Linked DNA regions of Homo sapiens: region 1 is linked to region 2. A link is a loop called in an ENCODE intact Hi-C map of the cell type or tissue named here. Cell type or tissue: gastrocnemius medialis. All regions are shown on one strand. Links, peaks and the distances in the headings refer to the core of each region. The heading gives the core; the rest is flanking DNA. Region 1 overlaps PTPRG (protein tyrosine phosphatase receptor type G). Region 2 overlaps PTPRG (protein tyrosine phosphatase receptor type G).

Region 1 (14,751 bases), core at 6,752-14,751, 170 kb before region 2:
GAGACGCTCCTCACTTTCCAGACTGGGCAGCCAGGCAGAGGGGCTCCTCACATCCCAGACGATGGGCGGCCAGGCGGAGACGCTCCTCACTTCCCAGACGGGGTGGCGGCCGGGCAGAGGCTGCAATCTCGGCACTTTGGGAGGCCAAGGCAGGCTGCTGGGAGGTGGAGGTTGTAGCGAGCCGAGATCACGCCACTGCACTCCAGCCTGGGCACCATTGAGCACTGAGTGAATGAGACTCCGTCTGCAATCCCGGCACCTCGGGAGGCCGAGGCTGGCGGATCACTCGCGGTTAGGAGCTGGAGACCAGCCCGGCCAACACAGCGAAACCCCGTCTCCACCAAAAAAATAAGAAAACCAGTCAGGCATGGCGGCGCCGCCTGCAATTGCAGGCACTCGGCAGGCTGAGGCAGGAGAATCAGGCAGGGAGGTTGCAGTGAGCCGAGATGGCAGCAGTACCGTCCAGCTTCGGCTCGGCATCAGAGGGAGACCGTGGAAAGAGAGGGAGAGGGAGACTGTGGGGAGAGGGAGAGGGAGAGGGAGAGGGAGAAGAGGGAGAGGGAGAGAGGGAGAGAGAGGGAGAGAGGGGGAGAGAGAGGGAGAGAGAGAGGGAGAGGGAGAGGGCTCTTAAGGGTCCATCATGTTTTGGAGTCTAAAAGTTGGGACCCGGTGTGGGGGCACAACACCTGCAATCCTAGCACCTTGGGAGGCCAAGGCAGGAGGATTCTTGATTGGCCCAGGAGTTTGAGACCAGCCTGTGTGACATGGTGAGACTGTCTCTGCAAAATATAAAAAATTAGCTGGGTGTGGTGGTGCGTGCCCGTAGTCCTAGCTACTCGGAGAGACTGAGGTGGAGTGTATCACTCGAGCCTGGGAAGTCGAGGCTGTAGTAAGTGGCGATCGTGGCACCTGCACTCCAGCCTAGGCAACAGAGCGATACTCTGTCTCAAAATAAAATGGAAGAAAAAAGATAAAACAAATAAATAACAAGCTATAAGTTGTCCCTGCATGTAAAACAAAAATTGTTCCTGCATGTGAATCACAGTCTTTGCGCTTTCTGGAAAGTAATAGAAATTTCTGTGGATGAGCCACTTGGCAAAGGTTATTTCTAAAACTCTGTGTTAGAGATTTTTGGTAAATAACAAAGAGCCTGAATGGTCCCATGGGATAAAACACCAGCTCAAGACTTTACAAAGTGGGGCTCTCATTGAGGTAGTTCTCAGTCTGCAAAATGAAGATGATACACCTTAGATGGTATATATTTCAATGCTATTATTATTGAGAGCCAGTTTGGCATTAGGCATCACACTGAGTACAAATTTATTTCTACATGTTCTTCTTTTAAAATATGGAATTCTTTTATTATTGTTTGTACTAGTTTATTATTACTGTTTGTATAAATCTATGCAAGTACAAGTGCAATTGTGTTACATGCATAGATTATGGAGTGATCAACTTGGGACTTTTAGGGTATCCACCACCCGAGTAATGTACCTTATACCCAGTAAGTAATTTCTTATCATCTAACCCCCTTTCTGACTATTGAACTCTGAGCAACACTTGACTGGATTGGGAGGATTGGAGTAAGAAGAATGTACATTCCTTATGTTAAGATGTGGTAGGAAATAGAAACTTGGCTTTGTCCATAAAAACGTGTGAGTTCATGTCCTTTTCAGGAACATGGATGAAGCTGGAAACCCTCATTCTCAGCAAACTCAGGAACAGAAAACCAAACACTGCTTGTTGTCATAAGTGGGAGTTGAACAAAGAGAAAACATGGACACATGGAGGGGAACATCACACACTGGCGTCTTTGTGGGGTGGGTGGGGTAGGGGAGGGATAGCATTAGGAGAAATACCTAACGTAGATGACGGGTTGATGGGTGCAGCAAACCACCATGGCACGTGTATACCTATGTAACAAACCTGCACGTTCTGCACATGTATCCCAGAACAAGTATAATAATAATAAAAAAAAAAAAGAAACATGGCTTTGCATGAGAAAAGCCTATTGAATGTCTCAGAGATGGACATGTTAATGTTGCCTTGAGTAGAAAGATCTGGATACTGATCTCCAGCTCCCCGCTCTTTCAGTTTTGGATTCTACTGTTACCTAATGTGTTTAAAGCCATATTGGTTAGCAGGGAGTAGTGATCCCAGCTACTCAGGAGGCTGAGGTGGGAGGATTGCTTGAACCCAGGAGGTGGAGGCTGCAGTCAGCTGAGATCGCCCCACTGCCCTCCAGCCTGGGCGATAGAGTGAGACTCCATCTCAAAAAAAAAAAAAAAAAAAAAAAAGCCATATTAGTACTCTATAAATACTCCATTAAAAAAAGGTGGGAGGTAGGAGACGATTCCCCAGTTGTCCAAAAAATTCGATTGATGTGCTGCTGACTTCTGTTTGGTTTAGCAGATGTTTGTTGAGCAGCTGTTTGTTGAATTGGTTGAAAATGAATTAAAAATAATTTTATCTTGACCTTTCTCTTTGTAACTTTAACATCACCTCATGAGGTAGCTGGAAAAGTCCTGGAATGTCTTTCAAACTCTGGGTGGGAATTACTGTTTACAAGTTGTCAGCCAGTGTCACTAGGTGATAATTCCCCTCTGTGTGAGTGTCATGGTTACAGTATGCTTTTTTGCCTCTAAAAGAACAATTATATTCAAGAAATTTCCTAGTGCATTTAAAAACAGCTGGGTGAAAGTCATTTTAAATCCCCAAATCCAACACATTCGTTCTTTTGTGCATTTAATTAAGCAGAAGTTAAAATAAATTAGAACAGGAGACATTCAGTGCTGATTGTTGAATCAACAAAGCAAGAAACAGCCTAGCATTACCCTACCACAGATGTCTGTCACTCAGTGCTGTTGCCCTATAAATTTCCATCAACTCTTACCATTTTTTGAATAACAATTTCTTTTCTAGTAAAAATTGGCATATGATGTATAGCAAGCAATATTCTTTATGCAAATGATATTTCCATATATCTCTAATTTTTTCCCCTTAATGATACATTTATGTTGGTGGCTTGGATAACTTTTCCGGAGGATGGAGGATGTGAGATGGGTTAGGCTAGAATGGTAAGGTTTAGGAAAATATAGAAAAATAAGATTTAGCAGTAAATTTGGGTATTATTAGTGGAAGTCATGGTTGAGGTTGTTTCATTTATGATACTAAATTATTTTAAGGACATGTTAAGTTTAATTTGTCTTTATAATGCAAGTAATATATGGTTCATGATAGAAAAAGTTGATTAAAACATATCAGCCAGAAACTGAGTCCCGTATTTTTCTCACCCACAGGTATCACTGTTAGCATTTCTAGGTAAACAGTCTTTTTTCCCCCTATTATGTATGTACTTTTGGCTATCTTTTAATAACAGGATTATGCTTCCTAGGCAGTTGTATGTCTTTTTTCTGCCATTTAGTAGAATATCATAATTGATATGGTATTTGATGTTGGCTTCTAAATAACCAAGGGGAGAGGTGAGGCCTATGGCTAATGTTTCAGCTGAAACAAGGTTAGCCCTAAGTTGAGGATAGTTTTTGCAGATGAGTAATGAGGGTTTATTATACTGTTGCTTTTGCATACATTTTGAATTATCTTTCCTAAATTTTTTTAAAGTGTTCAGTAAGCCATAAACATCTCCCCAGATCTACACATTCACACCAATGCCATTCTTAAGAGGCATGTGTCATTCCGTGGTAGCATGGATCATATTAATAATTGAACCAGTATCCTATTGTTAGATACGTCTGTTCTCAGTTTTTTCGACCATTCTTGGAAATAGAGGAAAATTTGTCCAGTCATTTATTTAAGAAGGCATTTGTAAGTTAAATTTTTATTTATTTTTCACTACCCAAGAAGGAATCTGGAGTTACAGTAACAGAAGATACTGGCTAGTATTTCGCCTTAGTTAACAAAACAATCATGAAAAATCTTTGTTTAGAAAGTTACTAAAGTCTAGGCGGGCACAGTGGCTCACGCCTGTAATCCCAGCACTTTGGGAGGCTGAGGTGGGCAGATCACGAGGTCAGGAGATCGAGACCATCCTGGCTAACACGGTGAAACCCCGTCTCTACTAAAAATACAAAATATTAGCTGGGTGTGGTGGCGGGCACGTGAAATCCCAGCTACTCGGGAGGCTGAGGCAGGAGAATGGCGTGAACCTGGGAGGCAGAGCTTGCAGTGAGCTGAGATTGCACCACTGCACTCCAGCCTGGGCGACAGAGCCAGACTCCATCTCAAAAAAAAAAAAAAAAAAGAAAATTACTAAAGTCTGTGAAATTAGTACATTTTCTGAATACTTCACTGTAATTCCAGTGAATATTTTACTTTCACACACACACAAACACACACACAATTTAGTGTATCAAGTAATTTTTATTGCCCGATGTCTTGGCGCCTTGATATATTTTAACGTGTTGCGGTTGCATGTGACTCTTCCAAAGACATCTATCGGGAAATGGATAGTTAATGCATGGTGTGTATCTCTCTGTTGTTTATTTACCATAAGTTACTAATTCCCATTTCTCAGCTGAGAGCTATTATAGGCCTTCCTCTCATCAGGGATAGTTGGAGCCAGATAGGATAGAGATTGGGTAACTGTTGGAATGTGGACCACCAATTTCTTTTATTGGCTTCCATAGCTAGTTAGATGGAGACTCCTGACCTGAGTGAGGAGTATTATCTGTCCTGTGAGCCTCCAGTTAGCCTGGGTAAAAACAATACATTAAGAATCACTACCTCTTCTTAGCCAAGCATGGTGGCTCAGGCCTGTAATCCCAGCACTTTGGGAGGCTGAGGCGGGTGGATCACAAGGTTAGGAGTTTGAGACCAACCTGGCCAATATGGTGAAACCCCATCTCTACTAAAAATATAAAAATTAGCTGGGCATGGTGGCGGGCGCCTGTAGTCCCAGCTACTCGAGAGGCTGAGGCAGGAGAATCGCTTGAACCCAGGAGGCAGAGGTTGCAGTGAGCCCAGATCGCACCACTGCACTCCAGCGTGGGTGACAGAGCGAGACTCCGTCTCAAAAAAAAAAAAAAAAAAAAGAATCACTACCTCTTCTTATGTATGTTTAGTGTGGGACAGGTGCTGTGTTATACCTGGCACCTACCTTAAACAACTGAATCTTTATGAAGGCCATCAGAGGCAGTCTCTCTTATTCTTCCCACTTTACATGTGAGGAAACGAGGCCTAGACAGTGAGAGAAACTAACTTGTTCAGTTAAAGTTGCACAGCTAGATATAGATTTTTTGGACATGTTAATTAACCCTTTCAGTGGCTTGGATCACGATCCCAATAAATCAGTGATGAATTTTTGGTAGATGTATATTTACTTATTAATTATAATGTGTGCATATAAAAGCCATAGATCTAGGCCTGTGATTAAAACCTGCCCATTGCTTATGTGTCTAAAAGTTCCTTTTCTCTCTGTGCTGCAATAGCTAAATTTTGCCGATTTTCTATTTTCTGTTCTTACTTTGATTTGGAACAAACCAAGCTTCAAATGCACAGGGTCCCAGAGTGGTAGAGTGGCTTGCTTATTTGATATATTTTTTAAGCTAGTGATTTCTGGAAATCGGCAGCCCCTCTTGATGTGGCACACCTAGACCATAAGTCAGTTATAAAGAGTCCTTAGGAGTGTTGGGCCGTGGATGGGAGGGGAAGGGAAGTGACTGGTACAGTTTCAAAAGGTAGCTTGTGTACACCCCTTCCTCATGAATTAAAATTTATGAAAGCTGTTTGGGAAATTCGATACCCAGAGGTGCAGACACCACATTTGGTAACACAACATGCTGTGTGCAGAACTGGGGCAGAGTCCTGATGTTGGGCAGATGAGGATGTTTTATCATCATTAGACAAACAGTGCCGTGAATGAGGGGCTGTGGCTGGGATCATCCAGCTCAGCTCGTGCTGTTTCCAGTCTCATAAGCAAACCAAAGGCATGCGTGTGGCTGCCCTCCCGCAATCCAAAGGAAGATGGAAGATGAATGGAAAATGACTGTCGTTCTAAAAGACACTTGAAAACTAACAGCTGGGAAAACTGTTCTGAATACTTGAAGGGGTAGCCCGACGGGTTTAAAAAAATGAAGGAAGCGATAGATATTCATGTGTTGTCCAGGGAAGAAATAGTCAACATGTGTTTTACAATGTCTGGCGTAGTTGTCTAGTCTTTACAAGTAGAGGTGTCTGAATACACAGCAGGGGAGTCAAGAATTCGGAGGAGTCGGGTGGGGCTGGAATTGACGGGAACAACCTGATGGTATCTCCCCACATTCCCTTCTTATTTGGAAAGAAGTGCAGTCCATTGTAGCTGTACCCTCTGTCTTTGCATCTTTGATTTCTCCAGCTCGGAGCATCCCCAGACAAGATGGCCTCATCCCTGGTAAAAAGTTCCCTGGCCGAGAGATCAACGTGAATTTCCCATCCTGGCTTCCAGGCGTCTCCGCTTGGCATCTCACATTTCTAGAAAAACAGCACCCAACCTACTTCCCAGACGTGTCATAATCATGTCCCATTTTGATACTTATTATACAAATAACCCCAAACACGTGTACTCTTTCTATTGGTTGTTTGTCTAAAACTTTATTTTTGTTCTCCAAAAGTAAATGCCCATTGTAATACCCAATAGTCTCTTTGAATTTGCATCCCCCATACCTAAGTTTTGGGAGGCCTCCCAATGCTCACCCCTCATTAGTATCTCTGTATTATGTGCAATTTTTTTTTCCTTGAAAGCATTTCTGCAATAATGGCTTTTTTTCCCCCCGTTAAGTGACGACAGTCATCCTAAGTTAAGTTTATTTGACTAGGAGAGGGAAGAATATTCACAAAGGGCACTGGTCTCACGTGATTGAGAGACTGGTAGAAACATGGCAAGATTGGGCCACAGTCAAATCAGAGTCTGGAAAGCTTGCTGCCTCAGGGATGGCTGTACATACAAACTCCCAAATGATACATTAATTGATTTTGATTATATGACTCCAAAGCTTGAGCATTTCAAACTGTTTTCAAACTAATGGCCATCGCATTTGGCAAGGAGCCCAACTGCGCATTGGGTTCATTATAAAAGGAGATCTTGACAGCCTGTCAGGAGGACAGAATGCATGCTAGGGTTTTGAGAAGTTGCTCAGTTTCAGAGGACTTGGTGGTGTTTTTCATTAAAAGGTACCAGAAATTTAGCAGCCCGACCAAGAGCCAGGCTTATAAGTCACGGAATGACCCTGGTCAGTACATGCAGAACCTTAACAGTATGATCTTAAGATATCTCATTAGATTCCAGTGAATAAGGCCAGGTACCGTGGCTCACGTCTGTAATCCCAGCACTTTGGGAGGTCAAAGCTGGTGGATCACTTGAGTCCAGGAGTTTGAGAACAGCCACCACAGTGGAACCCTGTCTCTACTAAGAATACAAAAAATTAGCTGGGTGTGGTGGTGCACGCCTGTAATCCCAGCTACTCAGGAAGCTGAGGCACGAGAATTACTTGAACCCGGGAGGTAGAAGTTGCAGTGAGCTGAGATCATGCCGTTGCACTGCAGCCTGGGCGACGAGCGAAACTCTGTCTCAAAAAACCAAAAAAACAGAAAAGCAAAAAAACCCCACAATCCAGTGAGTAAGACCTCAGCCGGCCTGAGGTTCACAGGGTTTAAATGGAATGCAGTGGGAAGTAAAGAGTGATCCCAAGGAGAAGTAAAAATCTTGACACCTTACTCTCTTCGGCTTGTCCCACTTTTCTTCAACTGCCCCGCTACTGGAACATTTTCTCTTTCTCAATTTCGATTGTCCCCTTAAGCAATTTACTAATTAGACATTAAAACTTCCTATTCTCTCAATCCCAAAGCAAAACTGATGAGCAGAGCAAACCAGAGCAGTTGGGCCAGAACAGAACAAAGACGTACCTGATGCAGGGAATTGAAGCCAGACCCAAAACGGGCAACCCAATAGGATGGCCATCTGCCCCATTAATGCCAGCTTGTCCAAGTGTAATTATTAACAGTGCCCCCTTTCACTCTCCAAAGAGTCCCTGTCCAGACAGTTAATTGTGAAGTCGCCTTCAGATGGCTGGCGGTAAGGAAAGTAGAGTGAGGGAAGCAGGGTAGGTGGAGGTGTGAAAGGGAGAGGGCCTCATCTCAGGGTGGCTGGACCTGCACCAGCATCGGCCTGCATGAATGTGCTCCTACTCTTGCCCAGGCTGAGTATCAAGAGAAGCAAGAAATCTAGATAAAAATCCAAATCCAGAAACATCAGCGTTTTGAGGTTAACATGTTGGCAATTATTCAGCTTTATGAAAAAAAAAAAAAAAAACACAAAAAAACAGCATGGGAGCCTGGCAAAATATGTGGGTGACCCTTGGCTACTTTTGAATGAAGTTTTTCATTCTGTCCTTCAAAAAAAAAAATCATACAAAAAAAATAGGAGATCAAGGGGGAAAAAAAAAAGAGGGCATGGAAAAACCAGCCTCTGGTATAGGCTTTCAGGGTATATTGGTGAGCAAACTTTTCCTAGAGCTGTTTCTGGTTATCAGGTGTGGTACAGGTTGCAGGGAGGTGGGGATGGGGATGACTAGGGTCACAGCAGGCAATAACTAGGGTTATTGGCACCCGGTTGGTGTTTGGTGCCTGCTGTGTAACTTGCTGGGTGTTGGGAACCTGTATATGGCATATGCCATGTGCACAGTGGGATGTGTTTAAAATGTGGGAGACAGGAGCTGTATGGAAATCATTATTTTCAAATGCGGTCATGGCTTTTAGGTTGTGAATTTTTGTTCCTTTCCAAAACCGGTTTAGATGAGCAGCTTTGCTTTTTAGTGAGATTGAGTTAATCTTATATCTTTATGTTCTAAAAAAAAAAAAAAAAAAAAAAAGAAGAAGAAAGTAACAATGTCCAAACTTCCCTGGAGCCATTTCTGTCTCTGTGAAATAGGCAATTTAAGGTCCATCCCATCCTAAAAGCTTTTAGCTTGTGAAAAGCTTCTTTTCTTGCTTTTAAAACCTTCACTCTGCGTTTAGAATAAATGGCATTCCTGGATCTGTTAAATAGGCAGTTAATAATGCCACAGAAACTACCCACCACACACCCAACCACAAAACTTGCTCAGAGGCAGGATGTGTATTGGAATATTCTGTAATGATCCAATGCTGAAACATTACAATCAGCCTTGACCCTGCAATCTGCATTTTTAATTGCAGCCTTCATTTACAGTGGGGTATTGGTCTGCTTTCAGTTTGTCCTGAAGGTTGACTGGATCTCGTAATCTATTCATGTCAGACTGCCTGCTAGGACCAGCATGAATTCAGCTCTTCAGAGGAAGCATTGTCATACAGAGAGGACTCGGCCGTTTGTTTCACCTTGATATATTTCCCAATATATGCTTCATTCTCTGGGGTAGTTTTTATTCCTCTTCTATGAAATGTGGATTATAAGGACTCATGCCCCATGGAATTTCTATAGGGTTTAGATGAGATAATACATGTAAAGTATTTGATATGGGCATGTAGGAAGCACCAAATAAACAGTAGCCATTATGATTTTTCTTGCTCTGGATTTAACTTTTTTAAGCTCCTGAATTTTGGATTAGTAATGTTGTTGACCATGGAGGAAAATTGAAAAAAGATGTTGGCTTCATTTTCTTGATGACTGAAAAGTAAACTAGTGGCCGGGCGCAGTGGCTCACTCCTGTAATCCCAGCACTTTGGGAGACTGAAGCTGGTGGATCACTTAAGGTCAAGAGATCGAGACCAGCCTGGCCAACATAGTGAAAACTTTTCGCTACTAAAAATACAAAAATTAGCCAGGCGTGGGGTGCACACCTGTAATCCCAACTATATGGGAGGCTGAGGCAGGAGAATCACTTGAACCTGGGAGGCAGAGGTTGCAGTGAGCCGAGATTGTGTGACTGCACTTGGGCCTGGGCCACAGAGCAAGACTCCTGTCTCAAAAAAAAAAAAAAAAAAGTGAACTGGTAATGAGAAATGAATTTTGGAAATAATGGTGAACTGCAAACATGGACTATAAGTTAGACCATATTATATCAATGTTAAATTCTCTGAATTTGATAATTCTACTATGATTATATACGAGAATGTCTTTGTCTTAAGAAATTCACTCGAGTATTTGGGGTCCAAGGGGCATGATATCTTCAAGCTATTCTCAAATGGTTGAGGAATAAATATGTGCATAGAGACTTATATAGCAGATGCTGTTAAATGTTGACAGTAATGGGTATGGGTGATGGGGACATAGGCATTTGTTGTAAAGTTAAACATAAAAAAGTTTTTAATAAAGTGGGCCAGTGAGGAAAAAGGTAGCTGGTAACTTCATTCTGTGTTTTTTCACTAGGTCAGAACTACTGGTTCATTTATCATTTCTGTCCAAAGGTGGATTTTTTCCAATTAGTTTATCTATCCTGTTCTTCTTTCCCACCCCTCAATTCTTGATTCCTGGGGATGGTTATTTGAAAAGAACTTCCTTGCCCAGCTTTCAGTGACCCTGCTGTTTTGTTTCCAACTCCCAGTCATAATCCTTTGTTCATGACATTATAATCATCACCACAAGTGGCTAATTGTGATGTCACAAATGGAGGATTATGACTCAAATGAGGAATAAACAGCAGTGGCGGATTAATTCCTAAGCAACGAAGAAGATTCTGTTTTGTGCAAATGCCCCAGGGTAATAAAATTTAAAACCAGAAAAAGGCAAGGGGAAGACAAAGCTGAACATATGTGATCTATTAGCTAAATTGTCCTTAAGTGGAAAGCTTTTCTTTCTCTCTTTCTTCCTTCCTTAATTTTCCACGTGGTATGAATAGCTCCTCTATGGTAGATAAATCGATTTGGTTTTAGGCCTAACAAAGCTCAAGGTGTCTTGCTGACTAATTACAGGGATGTCACACCTGGGCTGAAAAGTGAGTCATTATGGAATCTTTGAGGTGTTTTTATTTTCCATAAAGTTGAATTGCTCTTTTCAGTCAGCATTGCAAAAGTCAGGCTATAAAGATCAGCACAATGGCCGAAGACAGCTGGGCTGATAATTGACGGCAGTCCCAACCTGGAAACTCTGGGTAAGGCCAGCAGAGCCGAATGGCGTCAGTCACTCAGGACAGTTTTCTGAATGGGTGATATGTAAATGAGGCAGTGGTAACAGCTGTTGCTGTGGATTGGCCTAGAAATAGTAGTCAATTCTCTGTGGAGGGTCAATTTTCGATTCTAAGTCAAGGATGTGTTTTTTTCCCTTTTAGGAAATAGGTGGTTCCCATACTATTCAGTTAACCAAGCAGCCAAATCCCTCTCTACACTTAACAGCTCCCTCATCCTTGGGGTTACTTGGCCGTCTCAGGAACACTCTTGAGTTTGTGGCCTTTTCTAAAACCATGGTTGCAGTAGCCAAACTAAACTGGAAATCCCTTTGAATTGTTTTCCTTTTCATGGGACATAGTGTTCCTTTCTTCCGTTTGATATATTTCGTTCTCTGTCGTGCTTGAGCTCTCTCTCGACTTATGACTTCACCGTCACTTGAATATTGGAAGCCTTCTTGAAAAACATTGGTGAAAGACTTGAGGCTACAGTTTGGCATCAGCAGCAGAGCAAATAAAACCACACTTTAAAAACTTGGTAAATTTAGTTATGAAGGAGACCTCCCATTCGAGTCTAGGCGTTTAATAATAGCCTGTATGCACAAAGTAGAAATTATGTGATTATCGTCTTGGGGCTGTGATTAGAATGTGTTGCTATATATTGGTAACATTTAGAAATGTGTAACTTCATCCCAGCTCCATGGTACCGTAGGGCAAGCATGACATAAACATGGTCTTGCAGTTGTACACTGGTTTGAGATTCCCTGGAGACTAAACAGCTATGAGGGAGTCATGCTTCCGTTTGCCACTGTTGTCTCCTTTGTCTCGTATAGGCTATCAGAGATGTTTCCTGGACTTTTAAGAGTAGCTCCAACAGAAGTTTTGCCTTCTGAGTAGTAAGGTGGTCACAACTTGTCCTGTTTCCCCTATGGGAGTGTATATGCTGGTGGTGATGGTGGGGGATCTCACCTTTGTTTCCACATCAGTATGCTGCTGCCAGCTCCCCTCCAGGCTGTGCTGTCGGGACACATCTGTGTGCCTGTATGTGGCTCATTAGGGAGCGGGTTGCCTGTTCTTTTGAGGTGAGCATACATTTTGATTTTTCTTTTGGCATCTTTTGGTTTGGAACATTTACAGCCCTTTTTAAAAATATAGTCATTTCTGTGTGGGTTTTCTCTGAGCCAGTATTTGCCACACTCCAGTGATATTGAGAGAAACAAAGGGAACACGTCCAAGCCCAGAGGGGCTCTGTCTTAACATCTGACAGGAGCTTCTAAGCCCAGTGTGGTTGTTACTGTGGGAAGTCGGGAAGTCCATTACCCAAGGCTGTGGGAAACACAGGTCATAAAAGCGGGGGCCTCTGATCCTGGGGCATTTACAGCTTAGTTTGGGAGCCAAAACTGGACCATGTGAAACAGCTTAGAACAATTGCAGAACCAAGAATTAGCAAATGTGGATTAATGTAGATTAAAACTTGCCTGTGAGATTCCAAGGTACTTGGAAATCTGAGTTTTACAGTTGACTGGGAAAGGCTTCCTGGAGTAGTTGAGTTTGGGAACCAGGTTTTAAATGAACCAATATGGGGTGGTGAAGATGATCGTGATATCTGTCACCAGAGACACCTCTGTGTGAATCCCTTCCCTGCCATTGACTGACCTTGGGACAAATTATTTAACCCAAGTCTAGTCTCCTGGAGATGAGCCTTTGTTTCTCTCTCCCCATCTCCCTCCCTCTCTCTGTTACTCCTCCTCCCGCTCTCCTTCTTTCTTTTCCCGCTCCTCCGCCTCTCTCATTCTCTTTCTTAAGTACAAGACTGCCTACCTCCCTCATCTGGTGGTTATGAGGATTAAACGAGATAGTACATTTAAAAAATTGGGCAATGTGCTTGCACTTACTATGTTGAGAATTTGGAATTATCAGTGGAGGCAGGAAGAGTTCAAGACAAGGAAACTGGCCTGTGCAAACAGGCGCACTGATGGAGAAGGAAGACATCAAATGCCTTATCGTGGAGGGCAAGTTAGTTTGGTTAGAAAGGAAGTCTGACCAGGGAGGAGAAGAGGGTTGGTTAAAATTAAGAGTGTCCTTGATGGTCCCAATAGGGATCTGACTACCTCAGGGATGCAGATACTGAGTTAGCAGTGCAAGGAATTCATTGGGGGTTAGTGCCTGTAGCAGAAGTAAAGGGAAGAAGCAGGATTGGACAGGGAGAATCTCAGAATGTGCTGCAGATCTGCCATAGTGGACAGAAACAGGCAGACCCCAGTAGTACCCCTGACTCCTTGCAGCCCTTGGCTGGGGAAGAGCTTTGCCTTGACACAAAAGCTGCTTGGAACCTGAAGGTTCTTTGCAGCTGAGTAGCAAGTTCTTTGCTGAAGGGAGCTCCAAGTTGTACCCCTGCTAGGGCTAGCTAGAGATACCTCCACTATCTGTGTTGGGGTCCCTATTCTGTCTTACTTCTGTCACATGTAGTTTATTTCCTACACAGCATTTTATCATCAACTATAATAAAAAGGTAATGAAAATGTATCCTGTTAGTCTCTGCCCCTAGAGTGTGGCCTTTGTCAGTGTAATTGACTGCTGGCACATTGAGGAGCACAGGAGAGGGCATTTCCTGGCAACCTGGCATATAATGGTGTCAGATTTCTTATTGCCGTGTTCTCTTTTGAGCTTGGAAAGATTAGTTACCGCTTGTTGGGGTATGAGTGGGAGCGCCGTGCTTCTGAACATTTGCAAAGCATCTGCCAGGACCCTGCACCGTGAGGAGCACTTGGTGCTCGTTACCTCATTCCCGTGGTCTTGCGTGGGGAGGGACTTGTTTACATTTGTTTTAGTACCGAGATGCATGCATGTCCACTTGATGGGTAAGGAAACTGAGTGTTAGAGAACTTAAATATTAAGGTTCTCTAGGACCACTTACCTCAGGAGTGGCAGAGATGGGACCTCAGCTCTTTCTGCCCACTAAGCCTGTCAACTTAATGGCTCTGCTGTCATGTGACAGATAGAGCTGGAGCTAGGGAATGAATGCAAAGAGAATTTGGCCCATACTAGCCCTCTGATACTTACCATTGTTCTCTGTGCCAGGGTTCATGTTAGAACTGGCCTGTGCCGTGAGTAGTTGGTGAGACTGGGGGAAATGAGTGGTCTTAGACGTCACTATTGGGGACTTTAAATGAGCACAGCTTCTGTGAAGGCGACTGGGCCATGTCCATCACAGTTAGATTTGCCTATACCCTTGGATCAGGAAACTCTGCCCCCAGGTGTGTGCCCCACAGATGTACTTGGCCACAGTGCAAAATGACTCATGTCAAGGTTATTCCTTGCATCAGTGTTTGGATTTTGAAAGGATTGGAAATAACCTGACAGCCCATTAATAGGGGCTGTTTTAATAAATTATACTATGCTAAATAATGGCATATGTGCAGATGTTACAATCAGAGAAGCATTGCCCTATGAACAGATACATATGTTTGTCTGTATATCGAAATCTCTATTTCCCTAGATAGCCTTGTTAATCAGGTGGGGGAAAAGCAGGGCGTACAACGGTATTTAGTTAAAGCTACTTTTTTTATGGGACACATACAGGATTATCTTTAGCATCATGGTATTAATGGTTGGTGTTGTCTTGAGAGGTATGGGGAAGAGGTGAGATAAGGAGTCCATGTTTTTATACTTTGACTTT
Region 2 (15,793 bases), core at 7,794-15,793:
CTGACCTCAAGTGATCTGCCTGCCACAGCCACCCAAAGTGCTGGGATTCACAGGTGTGAGCCACCGCACCCAACCTGAATCCAGCTTTTTCATCTTTAGATCTTGACCTTTTGACAGTTACCCAGTAATATCTCCTAAAATGTGGGATACAGTAAAGTAACTGGAAGTTGAGTCACAAGCAGGGCTCCTGTTTGCCCATGTCTTGCTGAATGTTCGGCATGCAGGGGGTACTAGACTATTAAAGGCTGAATACGGAGGTGCAGCCTGAATAGTACGTCATAGACAAGAGCGGATCAGCAGCATTGATTGAACAATAGCAAGGTTTTAGCCTGGATTTTTGTGTTTGAGGTGAAGGAAGGGGATGAGGAATGTCTGTACACGTACACATGTACCATATTTTTCACTTGAGGGTGCTTTCACTGATCAATTTTGAGGGATTATTGAAAATAAGTGAAGACATTGAAACCAGATGTATTAGTCCATTAGGGCAGCTATAACACCACAAACTGGGTGACTTAACAGAAATTTGCTTTCTTACAGTGCAGGAGGCTGCCAGTCAAATATCAGTGTATTGCAAGTTTGCTTTCTTCTGAGGCCTCTCCCCTTGGTTTGGAGATGGCCACCTTCTCTGTGTGTCTTCACATGGCCTTCCCTGTCTTTCTTCTTCCTCTTACAGGGACATCAGCCTTAATGGATCAGGCCCCCGACACTTTTGCCCACATTTAACCTTATTCACCCCTTTAAAAACCCTGTCTCCAAATACAGCCCTGTGAGGGCTTCAACATATGAATGTTGCAGGGGAGGCACAATTAAGTTCACAACACCGGGATGGTTAAACAACTGCCCTGAGATTTCAGATGGTGAATGGGAGGGAACTGGGCCTAAAAGCTGGTTTCTAGGACAAGTGGTGAAGGTGCTCAGAATTATTGTCCTGAACTCAGTATGTGAGAAATAGTTAAATGGGGAAGGTTGTGCTGTTGGGTTATCTACCTGAAATCAGTTGAAGAATCGTTTTTGGTTTCAAATAATTAACCCTAGAAGTTGGGCCTGACTGGAGACTTAGGCCACCAAAACTAGACAGGTTTATATAGTTTCTTTTCCCTTTGAAAGGTCCCTTTTGGATTTAGTTTCAAAATAAGATGGCCAAATTTAACCTCCCTGAAGTTTCATCATACCTTCAAGTTTTTCATGTGTGTGAATGGACAGAGTGCCCACAATGTGATATTTTGGCCCCACATGGTGATTAAAATCAGGCTTTTCCTTTAAAACTCTTCAACAGTTTATGGCTGGGCATCCCTTAAATAAAAACAGTCTGTTAAATAAGTGATGGTATAAATCTGCTTGTATTTGGACCTTTTGAACGAAATACCAGAATGACTTTTTAAAAATAGTTGACTAAGTTTTATTTCAATAACACTGTAATGTTCCATATCAAATGACTGGTCAAAAAGTGACATATTGGGTATTCTTACCACTCTCCCTGAGCTTTTTCTTCTTCATTTGCTTTCTCTTGCTAAAACTGTCATTTGGAATTAGTTCTTGTCTTATGTTTCTGTAAATAAAATTGATAGCATGTTATTAGTGTCTTTGTTTCCAGAATTCTGAGAGTTTGCATTTTAAAAGGAGCTATATAAAATCTAAGCTTTTCATGCTTAATAGGCTAGTCTTTAAGTGAACAATAGTGTGAAGTTAGCACATATTAATTAAAATGTCTGCAAAACCAAAGCTTTATGAATTCAATAAGCATTGAGAGGAGTTTTCAGGTCTCTGATTTATGTGTTCCTACCAGAAAAATTTTAATATTGTAAGCAAATCTAAAACCAACAAGGCATATATCCTTTAAGATAATAGATAAACTTTCAATTAGGGGCTTTAAAGAAAGTAACATCACTGAGAAAAGAAATTTCACAGAAAATTACTTTTATTGGAGGCAGGAAAAGCTTATTTAATGTGTTAAATATATTTAAATAGCTCTTAAGTTGATTACACCTGAAAAATATTTACTGTTCGGTAGATTAGAGTTTGGCCTCTGTAGAATGAATCTTATTTTAGATGCACAGAATGTAGTAGACACAAGAGACTATTCTATGATACTGTTCTGTTTCTTTAAAAATATGTCCAGCTGCTCCTGGAAGCCCCAGATCAACAAGGAAGATAAATGCAAAAACAAACTAAAGTAAAATAGTTAATATTCTTCAGCTGCTAGAAGGCTGGAATTTCTGGGAAGGACCAGCTCCAAGAGCCACAGCTTAAAACATTTTAAACTAACCTTGTCAGAGTTGGGACTTGAACTGAAAAGATAGGAATTTGCTTTAAAATAGACCTATATAGCAACAGTACTTTCGTATTTGAAAAAAATGCCTGTAAAATATTTTTAATGAAGTCTATTTTAAGGTTATAGAGCTAACACATGTTCCATATAGAGAATTTGGAAAATAAACATTTAGAGAAATAAAATCGCAATTAATTACATTAGGGAAAAAGAATTGCTTTGGACATTTTCTGAATTTTCTTTCTGTACCATACCTGCTTCCCTCACCTCTCAACTCTCACCCCCTTCCCCCTCGTTGCCTACACAGCATTTTTTGTCGTTATAAAGCTCACACCCTTCAATGCATTTGGTATTTATTTTGTAATCCTAATGCATCTTAGAGTTGTGTGTATTTTATGTGGTACTATTTCTTTTTCCTCCAAAAAAGCTGCTATTAAAATGACTGCGTATTTCAGAATTCATGGAGTCTTGGAATTTAGAGAATATAGCACACATATATTTATGTATACACTTATAGTTTATATGCACATATATATTTAGATGTGTGCCTGCATTTTCCCCTTGATATTATATCATAAACATTTCCTGGTAGTATTAGGGTCTAGGCACTTGTAATGTCTAAATCATATTAATTTATGTGATTGTGACTTTATTGATATGATTTTGCTTCAGTCACTTAGGTTGCTTTTAGTTTTTTGACTAAGTGTAGTTAACATTCTTAAGAATATTTTTTGCTAGTTTTCTGTCTGAATATCCAGGACCCATTTCGATCTGTATTCTTTAGTTACTAAATCTTTAAAATTTAAAATATTAGGGTTTTTAAGCCCATATAATTCAAGAAGTAAATGCTTTATATGTTGAATTATGATTTGGGCAAATGCATCTTATTGTTTTAGGGCAAAAAACTTAAGCTTTCTTCTATTAAAGTGATTTAATAAGCACTTTGTAAGTGTGTAATGAGGATGATTTGGGTTTTATTACAAATGATGTCAGTGTGAATTGTGTAATGATTTCTTGCTTTGGTCATACTAATTTAAGCTCTAGGAATAAATATTCTTTTATCAAAGAATCATTGATGACTGGGCACTCTGTGGGTGGGTACATGGGACAGAGAATATATTTTTACCTTTGGAGTTTATATTGGGGGAGGGACAGGTCATGTGGAGACAAACAATGCACAAGTAAACAAATATATAGGATACAGAAAATTTCAGATGGAGTTTTTTTTGTTTGTTTGTTTTTTTTTTTTTTTTTTTGAGATGAGGTCTTGCTCTGTCACCCAGGCTGGAGTACAGTGGCAAGATCTCTGCTCACTGCAACCTCCACCACCTGGGCAAGCAATTCTTCTGCCTCAGCCTCCCGAGTAGCTGGATCTCCAGGGGCCTGCCGCTATGCCTGGCTAATTTTTGTATTTTTAGTAGAGGTGGGGTTTCACCCTGTTGGCCAGGCTGGTCTCGAACTCCTGACCTCAAGTGATCCACTGGCCTTGGCCTCCCAAAGTGCTGGGATTACAGATGTGAGCCACCACACCCGGCCGATAGGTAGCTATCTTAATAATGCCCTTTTCCATCCACTGATTATCTTACCAACTTTAACAATGAAAAAAGCATCAACGTATATATTGGGACCGTTATAGAAGTTTACGCCAAAAATGTTAAAGAGATGTTTTATATATACTTGACACAGTCATATTATAGTGAGCAGGAAAGAACCTTTCTATTTAATATTTGTTCTCCCAGGTCATGTGTTTGCTGAAAAGCCATCAGTTAAAGCGAGGCGGCCAGGTGCACTCTCTAGGTGGAGAAATTAAGAGCCTGTTGCTCTCTTTACAGTGATTTTAGTTTTGTGAGGTTTCTTGTTTCTTTTAAAAGAAAGAGAAAAAAATATCTTTGTCCTGTAGGTATAAAGTCATTATCCAGACTAATGGGGCATTGAACTAACAGGAGGTACAAAGTGGACTCTTTTCAAACCTTTTTATTGAATCCGTTTCACTGTCAGGTCAAACAAGATGTGATTAAACTTAGCCCTCGTCCACCACCACCCCCACCTTACCCCTCTGCCCTTAAGAAATGTTTTCATGCTTAGGAAATGGCACCACAAAAGAACAGTCATGTGCTTCTGTCCACTGGCAATTTACCAAGTGAAATAAGCTGAAAGTAAGAGAAAAAGAGAGTACTACTGTGGAATAGTAAAGCTGCTTGAGAAAGATGTGTAAATACAGGACGATAAAGGAATGTGCCAGGGCGACAGAGCGAGACTCCATCTCAAAAACAAAAACAAAAACAAAACAAAACAAAACAAAACAGACTTTTTGTACCAGAGCTCTAAGAGTTAAAAATTTCAGGCAAATTACCCATAAAAATCCCGATGGTGGAAGGGTGGAACAAGAGAACTTGGGTCACCACACAACTCTATGACAGTCATTGTAGATGGTATGCACAGAGTTTGTTGTGACACAGCAACCCTGATAAGTATACAAGAAATGAAAGCCTTAGCTAAATGTTTCTTTATAGGATTGCAATTTCTAGTTTTATTTAATAAACACAGTTATAAGAACCAATGCAGCACTGAACAGGACAAGAGATAAATGAGCCTGTCTCTGAGTATGCATCACACCCTATACCATGTTTAGTTCAGAACAGCCAAGGTTAGCAACCTCCTCCTTCAAATATCACAATTCTATGTGCATCCATCACTCAGCAGCAATAACGTTTCTTATTGCTTCTAAAGGCAATGCCATACACTTGGAAAGCTGTAATTTCACTGCAACACATACATGCACACTACACACAAACACATTTATATGCTCTCTCGCCAGTCTGGTGAGCAGCAATCCTTGACTCAAGTCTTCAGTCTGCACCTTCGAAAGTACCAGAAATGTCCCTTTAGGAAGACAGTTCAGATTTACTTTCATTACATGTTCCCCTCCTTGTATTCCAGGGCAAGAGAGGAAAGATAATAGAAAAGATATTGAAGGCCCACATTAAATCAACCCAACTTACATTTAGTATGTGCAGTACACATTTAAATTATGCTGTAACAGAGATTTCTACTGCTACAACACAACTTGTTTCCTTTTTTCTGGATGACACAGATAAAGTGAATTTTTCAAACCCTCTCAGGGCAATGTATGTGTGGCAAAAAAAAAAAAAAAAAAAGAAAAAGAAAAAGCCAATGGAAAGTGGCAGAGTAATATTTACTACTTCTAGGCCTGACCCATAAAATGTTCCCAGTTAGATGGGGATGGCAGAGCTACAAGACAGAAGGAGACTTGGTCCCTGAATGACAACCTGGAGGGGAGCATACTGACTCACCATACCTGTGCTACTAACTTTGCATAAGTTAAGAACAAACTTTTATTCTGTTGAACCACTGAGATTTGAGAGCCTATTACGGCCACCATCATTATTAATACATGCCCAAGCCACTGCAAATCAAATGGAAATCCAAATTATATTTCATGAAATGTCTGGTATCTCTCTTACAGCTCTGTTGCTCTAGCCTGATTTATACTACTTCCCACTTCATAGAAGAAGTTTTTTATCTCTCAGTTTCATATTGATTCATTCTGCAAAGAAAATCCAGTTTTACCGAATGTCAATTTAAATTTTGATAAGCCACAATCCCACCAATATTTGAAAATGGCCAAGTTAATCTATAGCCCATCTGAAGCAAGAACCATCAGAAATAACTTGAAAAAACAAAACAAACAAAATCAAGGGTTTATACTGTAAGAAAAAGCATAGAATAAAGTTGGTATTTAAAACAGTGTGGTACTGCCAATATAGATTATTATATTGTATATATACACACACATGTATATCACACACATACATACACACGGATCATAGAAACAGACCCATGTACAAATAAAAAATAAGAGATATAAATGAATACAATGTAAGATAGTATCTATCTTCAGGGAGTATCCTGAGACAATTCAAGGTGGGCAAAATGAAACATTCATTGAAAAGTTTTGGTGAAGAAGAAGTTAAAATGATGACTTAGGGTTGTATGTCAGATATTTTAATAATGTTGGCAGTTCCTAGATTCTACAGTCTTTCTCAAAACTAAGAGGTTTATCCCTAAGGCAATTTTCTTCTCTTTTTTTACTACCAAAAATGTTTATTCTATCGGCAGGTTTCCAGTGACTAGAAAAATTTCCTTCTTTACAACTCTGAAATCGTAGCTCAAATCATTTTCTAACAGAGTGAAAGTAAAAACATTATTAGTTGATGTCAGCACCAGCAGAAAATCTCTTAAAACTGGACATTTCTTTAAAAAAAAAAACAAAAAACCCAGTTTTCCAAGTCACCAATTCCATGCACTTAAAATGCTGCAAATTTCAGGTGAAGTAAAATAATATTATAGTTTATGTTCATGTCATTGATAGCTTGGAAAATTCACATTTTACAACTCTTTTTTTTTTTTTTTTTGAAATGGAGTCTCATTCTGTCGCCCAGGCTGGAGTGCAGTGGCACAATCTCGTCTCACTGCAAATTCCGCCTCCCGGTTTCAAGCGATTCTCCTGCCTCAGCCTCCCGAGTAGCTGGGATTACAGGCATGTGCCCCCAGGCCCGGCTATATTTGTATTTTTTAGTAGAGATGGGGTTTCACCATATTGTCCAGGCTGGCCTCGAACTCCTGACCTGAGGTGATCTGCCTGCCTTTGCCTCCCAAAGTGCTAGGATTACAGGCGTGAGCCACCACGCCCAGCTGAAAAAAAGTCTGTTTTTATATTTGTATTGCAAGTTGACACTACTGATGAAATGGCGTATTAGCCTTGCTAGATAAAATACAGGATGCCCACTTAAATTTGAATTTTATCTGAATTTGAGATAAATGACAAATAATTTTTTAGGATAAGTAAATCCCATTCAATATTTGTGACATACTTATCCTAAAAGTTATTTGTCCTGTATCAGAAATTCAAATTTAAGTGGGCATCTGTTTTTGTTGTTGTTGTTACTGTGTTTTTAAGAGGGAGAGTCTCGCCCTGTCACTCAGGCTGGAGTACAGTCATGTGATCATAGCTTAGTGTAGCCTTGAACTCATGGGCTCAAGTAATCCTCCCAAGTTGATGGGACTATAGGTGTACGCCGCCACATCTGGCTTTTTTTTTTTTTCCCCCTGTTTGGTAGAGATGCGTATCTTGCTATATTGAACAGGGTGGTCTCGAACTCCTGGCCTCAAGCAGTCCTACCGCCTTGGTCTCCTAAAGTGCTGGGATTACAGGCATGAGCCACCACACCTGGCCAGCATCTGTATATTATTTGCTAAATCTGGCAACCCTAGTTTCTAGAACAATTTCATCAGACTTTAAAGGGACATTGAATGGTTAGATAGTAATAGGGATACCTACATCAAATAACTGGCAATAGTTGAAAGGTTTTTTAACTATATAAACTAGGGCAAGGCTATATCTGCCTTATTTGTTGTTTCTAATCTTATTACAGTGCTTGGCACATACGTGCTAAATATTCAGTTCTTACGTGGTTGTTTATCAATAAAGGGAAAATTGATTCATTCATTTTGTCATTCTCTTTCTTTTGGGTTTGTCACACTTTCCCCAGCAACCTACCTTAAGCATTTTATGAGTGGAGTTGTTTCATGTTCTTCTTTTGTGTTTTTAAAGTATTAGTGATTTAAAAGGCACCTGCCAAATACCTGGTAGGTGCTTGGTGAATGAACTGTCAAGGTTTTTAATGGGTGCAGAAAACTGAGGGAGGTGATGGGAGAGCAGCTTGTGGTTACCGTGTTGAAATTTAACAAATAATTTTAGGTTATAGATGAGGACAAATAACTTAACAGTGAGGACAATTAAACCGTGGGGTGGCCTCTTGAGGCAAACAGCAGAGACTGTTGCTTTAGGCAGCCAAAGGCAAATGTTTCCACTGGGAAGATGTCTATTGATCCTATTATCCCGGGACTTGAAATAACATTTCCATTTTCCCCTTGAAAACCCATGATGCTGTTTTTAAAATCACATACTTCATCCTTAAACTCTCATGCAAAGCTATTACTTGAGTTAAACCTCTCACCAGAAATGTCTTCAAGGAGTATTCTCTCTGTAAAGGTGTATATTGTGGAAGATGAAAAAAGGAAGCTCTCTTTGGTTCTCTGTTACACGGGGTGGCTGCTTTGCAAGGTGAATCACTTCGGAGACTGTGAAATATTTCATGTCTTATAATGTATTTTCCATTATTTTTGGTCCATAAGCATGTATATTAATAAGTTGTACGAAATCAAATGTCAGAGGTTCAGGGAGACAGTTTTGAAATCCCAGCATTTTGTGAGTGGAGGTTGTTTCCTATTCTTTTGTGTTTTTAAAGTATTAGTGATTTAAAAGGCACCTGCCAAATACCTGATAGGTGCTTGGTGAAATGAACTGTCAAGGTTTTTTAGTGGGTGCAGAAGACTGAGGGAGGGTCCCAGTTTGGGATGTGAATTTGGGTTCCAGATGTAACATTAATTTGCGCTGTCACCTTGAGCAAAGTGCTTAACCTTTGAAAGCCTCAGCTTGCTCATCCATTAAATAGGGATAATAATAGTAATTATTGTGAAGATTAAAGAAGATCTGCCTAAAGCACTCACTACGGTGTCTAATCTCTGATAAATGCTCGAAATATTTGATTTGCTGTATTTTATTATTTATACCTGTAATTTAAAAGAGACAATTATTGTTACATTGTTAAGGCTTAAAGCTACAATAGCAAGTAATTAATTCGTACAATAGCAATTAATATCCGAGTGATGAATTGTCTTCCTATAAGAAGCAGCTAGGAATGTAGTCATCCATGTGACGGTTGCAGGTCCTAGGGTGGTTTCTTATTTAAATTGTAAAGGAAACAGCCACTGGGGCAGCTCAAGAAACAGGCTTCAGAGTCAAAAAAAACACCCATCTGGATTCCCTTCCTGACTCTGAGGCTCATTGACCTTGAATAAAGTACCTTATTTACCTTCTCTGAACTTGGGCTTCCTCCTTGGGTAACTGGTGGCACCAGTGCCTTCTATGCATAGAGCTTGCCACAGTACCTAGAACACAGCAAGCTCTTGGTAAAAGCACAGTGAAAGAGAGACAATATTTTTATTGGGCGTGGTGGCTCATGCTTGTAATCCCAGCACTTGGGAGGTTGAAGTAGACAGATCACTTGAGCCCAGGAGCTCAAGACCAACCTGGGTAACATGGCAAAACCCCGTCTCTACTAAAAATAGAAAAATTAGCCAGGTGTGGTGGCACATGCCTATAGTCCCAGCTACTTAGGAAGCTGAGGTTGGAGGATTGCTTGAGTCCAGGAGGTGGAGGTTGCAGTGAGCTAAGATGGCACCACTGCACTCCAGTCTGGGTATCAGAGCTAGACCCTGTCTCAAAAAATAGAGAGAGAGGGACAATATTTTGCGACTGTGCTGTCTAGTACAGTAACCACTAGCCACATGTGGCTATTCACATTCAAATAGATGGAAAAATAAAATTAAAAATTCAATTCTTCGGTGTTTGGAGTGGAGTTGTTTCCCCTTTCCCCCAGTCATATGTTGAATTCCTAACCCCTAGTACTTCAGAAAGTGACCTTCTTTGGAAATAAGGTTGCTACAGATATAATGAGTTAAGATGATGCCATACGGGAGTAGAATGGGCACCTAATCCAGTATAACAGGTGTCCTTATGTAAATGGGAAATTTGGATGGAGATACAAGCACACGGGGAGAACACCACACAAATGTTAAGGCATGGATCAGGGCAAGGCATCTACTGGCCAAGGAACCCCCCGAAGATTGCCATCAGCCCACGGGAAACTTCAAGAGGGGCATGGAGTAGATCTTCCCCTCATGGCTCTGAGAAGGGCCCAGTGCTGCTGACACCTTGATCTTGGACTTCTGCCCTCCAGAGCTGTGAGACAACAACTGTTGTTTTAGGCACCCAGTTTGTGGTGTGTTGTTATTAGCACCCCAGGACACTCATGCACTCAGTCTCACCGGCTGTATTTTGAGGGCTCAGGAGCCAGTGTGGCTACCATCTTGGACAGCGAGGACACTGAACATGGCTATCACTGCAGAAAATTCTAATAGACCTCCCTCCTTCGGGGATTCCAGGTTGCTCATTGCTCCAAAAACTCAAGCCAAGAAGATAGAAGAGGTTCAAATGATTGTATGAAGCATGTTCTTTGTCTGGAAATCCAGAACAAAACAAATAAATGATCTTTGAAAAAAAAAATCTCTGCCTTAAAGTTGGGCTGGTCAACATGTCCAGATATTCACAGAGACTTCCTGTTCTGGAAGAGATGCAGACAGAGGCTTAAGACAGCCTTCTGTCCTGTGACGGACGAATTTCTGATTCTGCTTCCACTGTTAAACTCTTACATAATTGCATTCTATATAGAGAGCTTCCCTTTGGATCCAGCTTGCTTTTCCCCTTGTCTTCTTCCTCAGACTTTATGAAAGTATTTGCAGAGACGCCTTGTCCCCTGCCATGAGCTGTAAATACTTATGCAGATGAAGGGTTTGTTACTCTAGTTGATGAGTGTTAGGGAACCTGGAGCCTTTCCTGGTTTTGAGCTGTGGCTGAGGACGTAGGCAATTCTCATGCACACTTTGCATTGGCTGAAGTGCATGTCCTGGAGTGCCTCATGCTACAGGACTGGCAGTGAAAAGCCTCTTAGGCTTGGGGTAGAGGTGAAAACCTCCCTCCATGTTTGCACTCTCTCTCGCCATGCCCCCACCTTCACGCGTGGTTGTGACTGCTGGGTGGGGCTGAAGTCACAGCCTTGCTGCAGTCTTTGCCCTAGGCAGGCTCTGTATGATCTTTGGTCAAGGGAAAGCACTTTGTGTGCCTGACCTCTGAGCAGCCCATTTTGGCCCTGAAATCCTCTGTTGGCAAACTTCACATTCAGTGAGTCAGAATTAAAGGAAAATGCTGAAGGAACATTTGCATTTTTTATCTTTTCCAAGTTAAGGCTGTTCTTTTCCAAAGTGGAGTTATACTTTAGAGTATCTTAATATATCTTATAGCAACTCATCAGGTCTTGCAAATGTATTTTATCTTTTCATATTAGAATTATTTCAGACTATTTTTATTCATTATGCGTTTTGTTAAACCAGGTTGTTCCTATAATGAACATGGAATATAAAGACTTGCTCTTCCCTAAATTGCTCAGTATACTATATCTTGAGTCGTCTTTATGCTCAATCTAATGCTTTATTAAAGGAGAAGACACACCCACACACATGTATACATGTGTAAAATACCTGTACTGTGCTCCTACTATGTGTCAGGCACTCTGCCAAGCACAATGCACTTGTTTTATTCCTTACAATAAATCTCATAAAGAGGCAGGTAATTCAATTCATCTTCACATTATAGTTGAGGAAACTGAAGTTCAGGGAAGTCAGGCCATCTGGCTGGAGAACAGTTTGATATCACAGCAAAAGTTCCTTCCCGGAGTGTTTGTGAAATAATGATTTCATTAAACATTGTTCAAACCTAAATTGCGTTTGTTCTTGCAGTCTTTGGAGTACACTGGGCCTTTTGCAGTTGGGACAAACCCATTTCCTCTCTCAGTGGGAAACACTCCAAGTATTCCTCTTGAAACAAAACGTCAAAGATTATTTTTGCAGACTTCTGTGGAGTCATTTTTGGACAACACCCTGGAACAGGAAACCACAGTTTCTCCTAAATTTGTACAGGATGGAAATAGATAACATTCTTCATAAAACCATGGCCACAATTAATGCTTTCAAATCAACATAATGGTGGATGGTTTGTTTTTTGCATTTCTTACCTGAATAGATTATGGGAACCTGCAGCATGGGAAATTTCATGAATAATTTTACAGGGTTTTATTTTATAAACTGGAAATGCGGTGAAAAGATATGTGTAGGTGATGAAAAAGAGTGCTATAGGATTCAACGTATTTGAAAGCTCTCCCTGAAAGATGGATTTGAAATAAAACAGAGTCTCGCACCCTAAGTTATGGGAATGAGATTTACGCTCGCTGACTGAAGCCCAGGTGCTGCTAAAGGTTAATTAGTGAGAGAATGTGATGAACTTAATGAAATAGGTGATGATGCAGTGTGAGGGAAGCCCACACAGTCATCAAAAGATAAATGCACTGAGACATTGTATTTTTCTTTTCTTTGCTACAGAGGAGTAGCAACAACTACACATAGAACAAATCCAGAGGAGTAGCTACAGCTACACATAGAACAAATCCTGCGTATACCCATAGCAGGTCCGGAAGGACTGGGGTGCTTAACTACAGACTTTGCTGGGAGCCATCGTTCCATAACTGCTGAAACTCCTTTTATTTTAGGTCTGTTTCTGCGAAGTCCTGATAGCTGAGTTGACTTAAGAGGAGTTGGACTAAATTTTTAAGGCTACTTTATTTTTATGATTGATTTTTAATTATTCTAAGCAATACATAGTTATTTTCTCTGGGCGAAAAGTTGAAATGTTTCATACAAACCTCATTTCCTTGTTTCCTAACCCCAGACCCTTCTCCCCTTCTTCTCAAATAAAAGCTAGCACTAGTTTTGTGCATATACTACTAGTTTGCTTTTAACGTGTATGTATGTTTATATTTTCTTAGGAAATATTTAATATCCTGTTCTTTTATTTATTTATTTTTATTTTTTATTTTTGAAACCGAGTCTTGCTCTTTCACCCCTGCTGGAGTGCAATGGTGCAATCTTGGCTCACTGCAACCCCCGCCTCCTGGGTTCAAGCGATTCTCCCTGCCTCAGCCTCCCGAGTAGCTGGGATTACAGGCACCCACCACCACACCCAGCTGATTTTTGTATTTTTTAGTAGAGGTGGGGTTTCCGCATGTTGGCCAGGCTGGTCGTGAACTCCTGACCTCAGGTGATCCACCTTGGCCTCCCAAAGTGCTGGGATTACAGGCGTGAGCCGCTGTGCCCAATCCTTGTTCTTATATTTTTAAACATAGAAGGTATGACATATATGTTTTTGTGTGTATGTGTGTATATGAATTTCATACTTTTAAAAAATGTGTCCTATTTGTACCTTGTTTATGTTAATCTTCTTCAATTTGTATATACTTCCTGTTTTAAACTGTTGGACAGTATTTTCACATTGTGGCTATTTTATAGTTATTTATTTGCTTCTCCTTTACTAGATGTTTATATTGTTTATATTTTTATTGACATTAAGATGGTAGTTTACCAACATCTGTCTTCGTGCATCCTTGTACACATACGCTGCAGTTTGTGGTAGACCCATTTAAAATTTTAATAGACATGCAAAAATGAGAGCACCATCTTAAAGCAAATCTTAGAGATCCTTTTTGCAAAGCAAAACATGCCTTTGTATGAAACAGGATATATTTAAAGGTACATCTCAATTTTGCTTTCCTGTGATTTCTGGCAAGATGAAGCTTGCGTGGGCACCTGTGACTAGGTTTCTGAGAGGCTCCAGCACTGTCCATAGGTGTCAGGTTAGGTAAGATTCTTAGAATGTTAACGGTAACTCTCCCTCTTTTTGCCTGTTCACCAATAGCAGAATGCCCTTGGCAGATGAAGGAACACTATATGGTACTAAGACTGAGCCCACAAATGATACATAGTAACCTATGCTGTCAGTCAGTGTTGCAAACAACTGAAGGCTGCTATGGCTTAGTTTAAGCAAAGATGGACTTTGTTGGAGAAAGGGGAGTTGGGGAAATCTCTAGCTGAGCTGAAAACTCCAGCTCAGAAAGGATTAGATTCAGGGAAGAATCTAATCAGAACTTTTTCACTGTCTGTATTTCAAAGTCTCTTCATTGTAGGATGGGTCTATTTTATAGGAGGGTGAATACCCTGTTTGAATGGTTCCTCAAGAGAGGATCTAGTTGGGAAACATATTAACACAAAAGAAAACCGAGCTGCTTTTAGGAATACAGATGCTTGGTGGCCAGAAAATATACAATACTAGCTGCCATCAAATAAACTGACCAATATATCTCATGGCGTGCTTTATCTGTATAAACGTACCTAACATTTTCCAAATGTGCTTTTCACATCTAATATTCATTTATTTGCATGGTGGAAAAATGGGTTGTTTGAATCAGGTATCTATTTTTATAGAATTAGATTAGGGTGAAGTACACTTAACATTTAAAGCACATTTAAATTTTAAAATGCCTGAGAATTGTCATGAGGAGTCTTGGAATTATTAGACTTTTCTTGATGGGTTTGTTGTTACTTATTGGTAATGAGAGAGACATATTCTGATTGAGGTTCTAGTACAGCTGCTACAATCAGTTTCTTCTCTTTGCCTTCAGTAGCATAATTGTGGAGGTGAAAAATCAGAAGGGGTAGTTCAAAAAGTAGTTTTCATGTTAAACAGCCATTTTAAATTGGAGTCACGTAATTTTCCAGTGTCTTATGATTATAGCTATCTAGATTGGCTGACCCTCAGAAACTGTGATGAGGTTAATATTAGTGGTTTTAGGCCACTAGATTTTGAGGTAATCTCTTATGCAGCAATAGATAACTAATACAATGTTGATACAATTGGGGCTGTATTTTTGGTTGATGGTAAAATATTTTGAGTTCTTTTGGAACTAGATTTTAGGGAGTTTAATAAACCCATTTTTGTTAATTTCTTTTTAAGGTGTTTGGATACAGTATTAGCTGATACTACTTTTCTCTCTCTTTGCGTCTGTCCTTCACTAAACATAATCTTTGAAAAGGAGACATTTTTGTTTGTTTGCTGTGCTTTCCAAGAAGGATGGGGTCTGACTTTCTCTTTTTATGGTCAGTTATAAAGTTGTAATAAGGATTATTTTGACCTTTCTGGAGAATATGTCATGACAATTATATTTCAAGCATGTTATACAGTGATTATAAGGTGGGTCCAGTACTTGGAATAACAATTCACAAATGGAATTTTACAGTAAGACACAGATCTATGTTTAGACAAACCTACTTGCATACTTCGGATTTTCTTACCTGAAGAGTTTTTTAAAAACCATGGACATATACTGTTAGCATCCAGCTTCAGTGACGTTATAATTGGGATGAGGTCTTACTGATAAATATTGTGTTTCTTACGAACATGGAAGCTGAGTCCCAGAGAGTTAAATTGATGAGTCTTTGGTTTAGAGGCAGAATCAAGATAGAATTGGAGACTCTGTATTTCTAGGTTACTTTGTGGTCTTTGTATTATGGTGCCTATGTCTTTGTCAAGTTCACGGTGGCTATGGAGATCCTGAGCTTTGAGGGCCATGTGTGAAAGCACCATGCAACAGTTTGCCTTATGAAAATTGCCTGATTTATTCTTGTTTCCAGGGGCCTATTTTAGAAATGTTATCTCAGTAACGCGTATGGACATACATGCATGGACTTGCAAAGGTCCTAAAAGCTGGACGTCTCAAAGACCTCACCTTTATGAGTAAAGTAGACATTGATTGCCACTGCCTACCTGACATCCATGTCCCTTCCTCTTTGCATCTGTTCATCTAAATTCCATTTATTGAATGATTTCTTTGTAACAGCTGTTGTGTTACATGCAGGGGATAGGATAGTGAC

Evidence for each region. A loop is a pair of places that touch in the nucleus more often than their neighbours do. Peaks named below come from ENCODE experiments on the same cell type or tissue, not always from the same donor. Only the 100,000 strongest peaks of a DNase experiment are listed, where the experiment ranks them.
Region 1: it touches region 2 in a loop (2.0-fold over the local background); 1 of 110 quality-filtered maps calls a loop at or near these places.

The regions. Positions count from the first base shown.
Region 1 is chr3:61,672,214-61,686,964 of GRCh38, forward strand. The region is part of intron 1 of PTPRG (protein tyrosine phosphatase receptor type G); the gene reads left to right. It overlaps LOC124906245 (a long non-coding RNA gene), which reads left to right. Exons shown (of 2, transcript XR_007095942.1): 1 at 1-14,751. Among named protein-coding and RNA genes, the nearest start is that of PTPRG, 120 kb to the left of the region's middle. RefSeq lists enhancers at 1-517, 8,014-8,513, 13,655-14,390. In gastrocnemius medialis, for the core only: no CTCF peak of the experiment used is centred there; DNase peaks (open chromatin) are centred at 11,058, 11,373 and 12,394; H3K27ac peaks cover 4,167 bases.
Region 2 is chr3:61,837,274-61,853,066 of GRCh38, forward strand. The region is part of intron 2 of PTPRG (protein tyrosine phosphatase receptor type G); the gene reads left to right. Among named protein-coding and RNA genes, the nearest start is that of PTPRG, 280 kb to the left of the region's middle. In gastrocnemius medialis, for the core only: no CTCF peak of the experiment used is centred there; DNase peaks (open chromatin) are centred at 11,018 and 11,658; H3K4me3 peaks cover 502 bases; H3K27ac peaks cover 4,633 bases.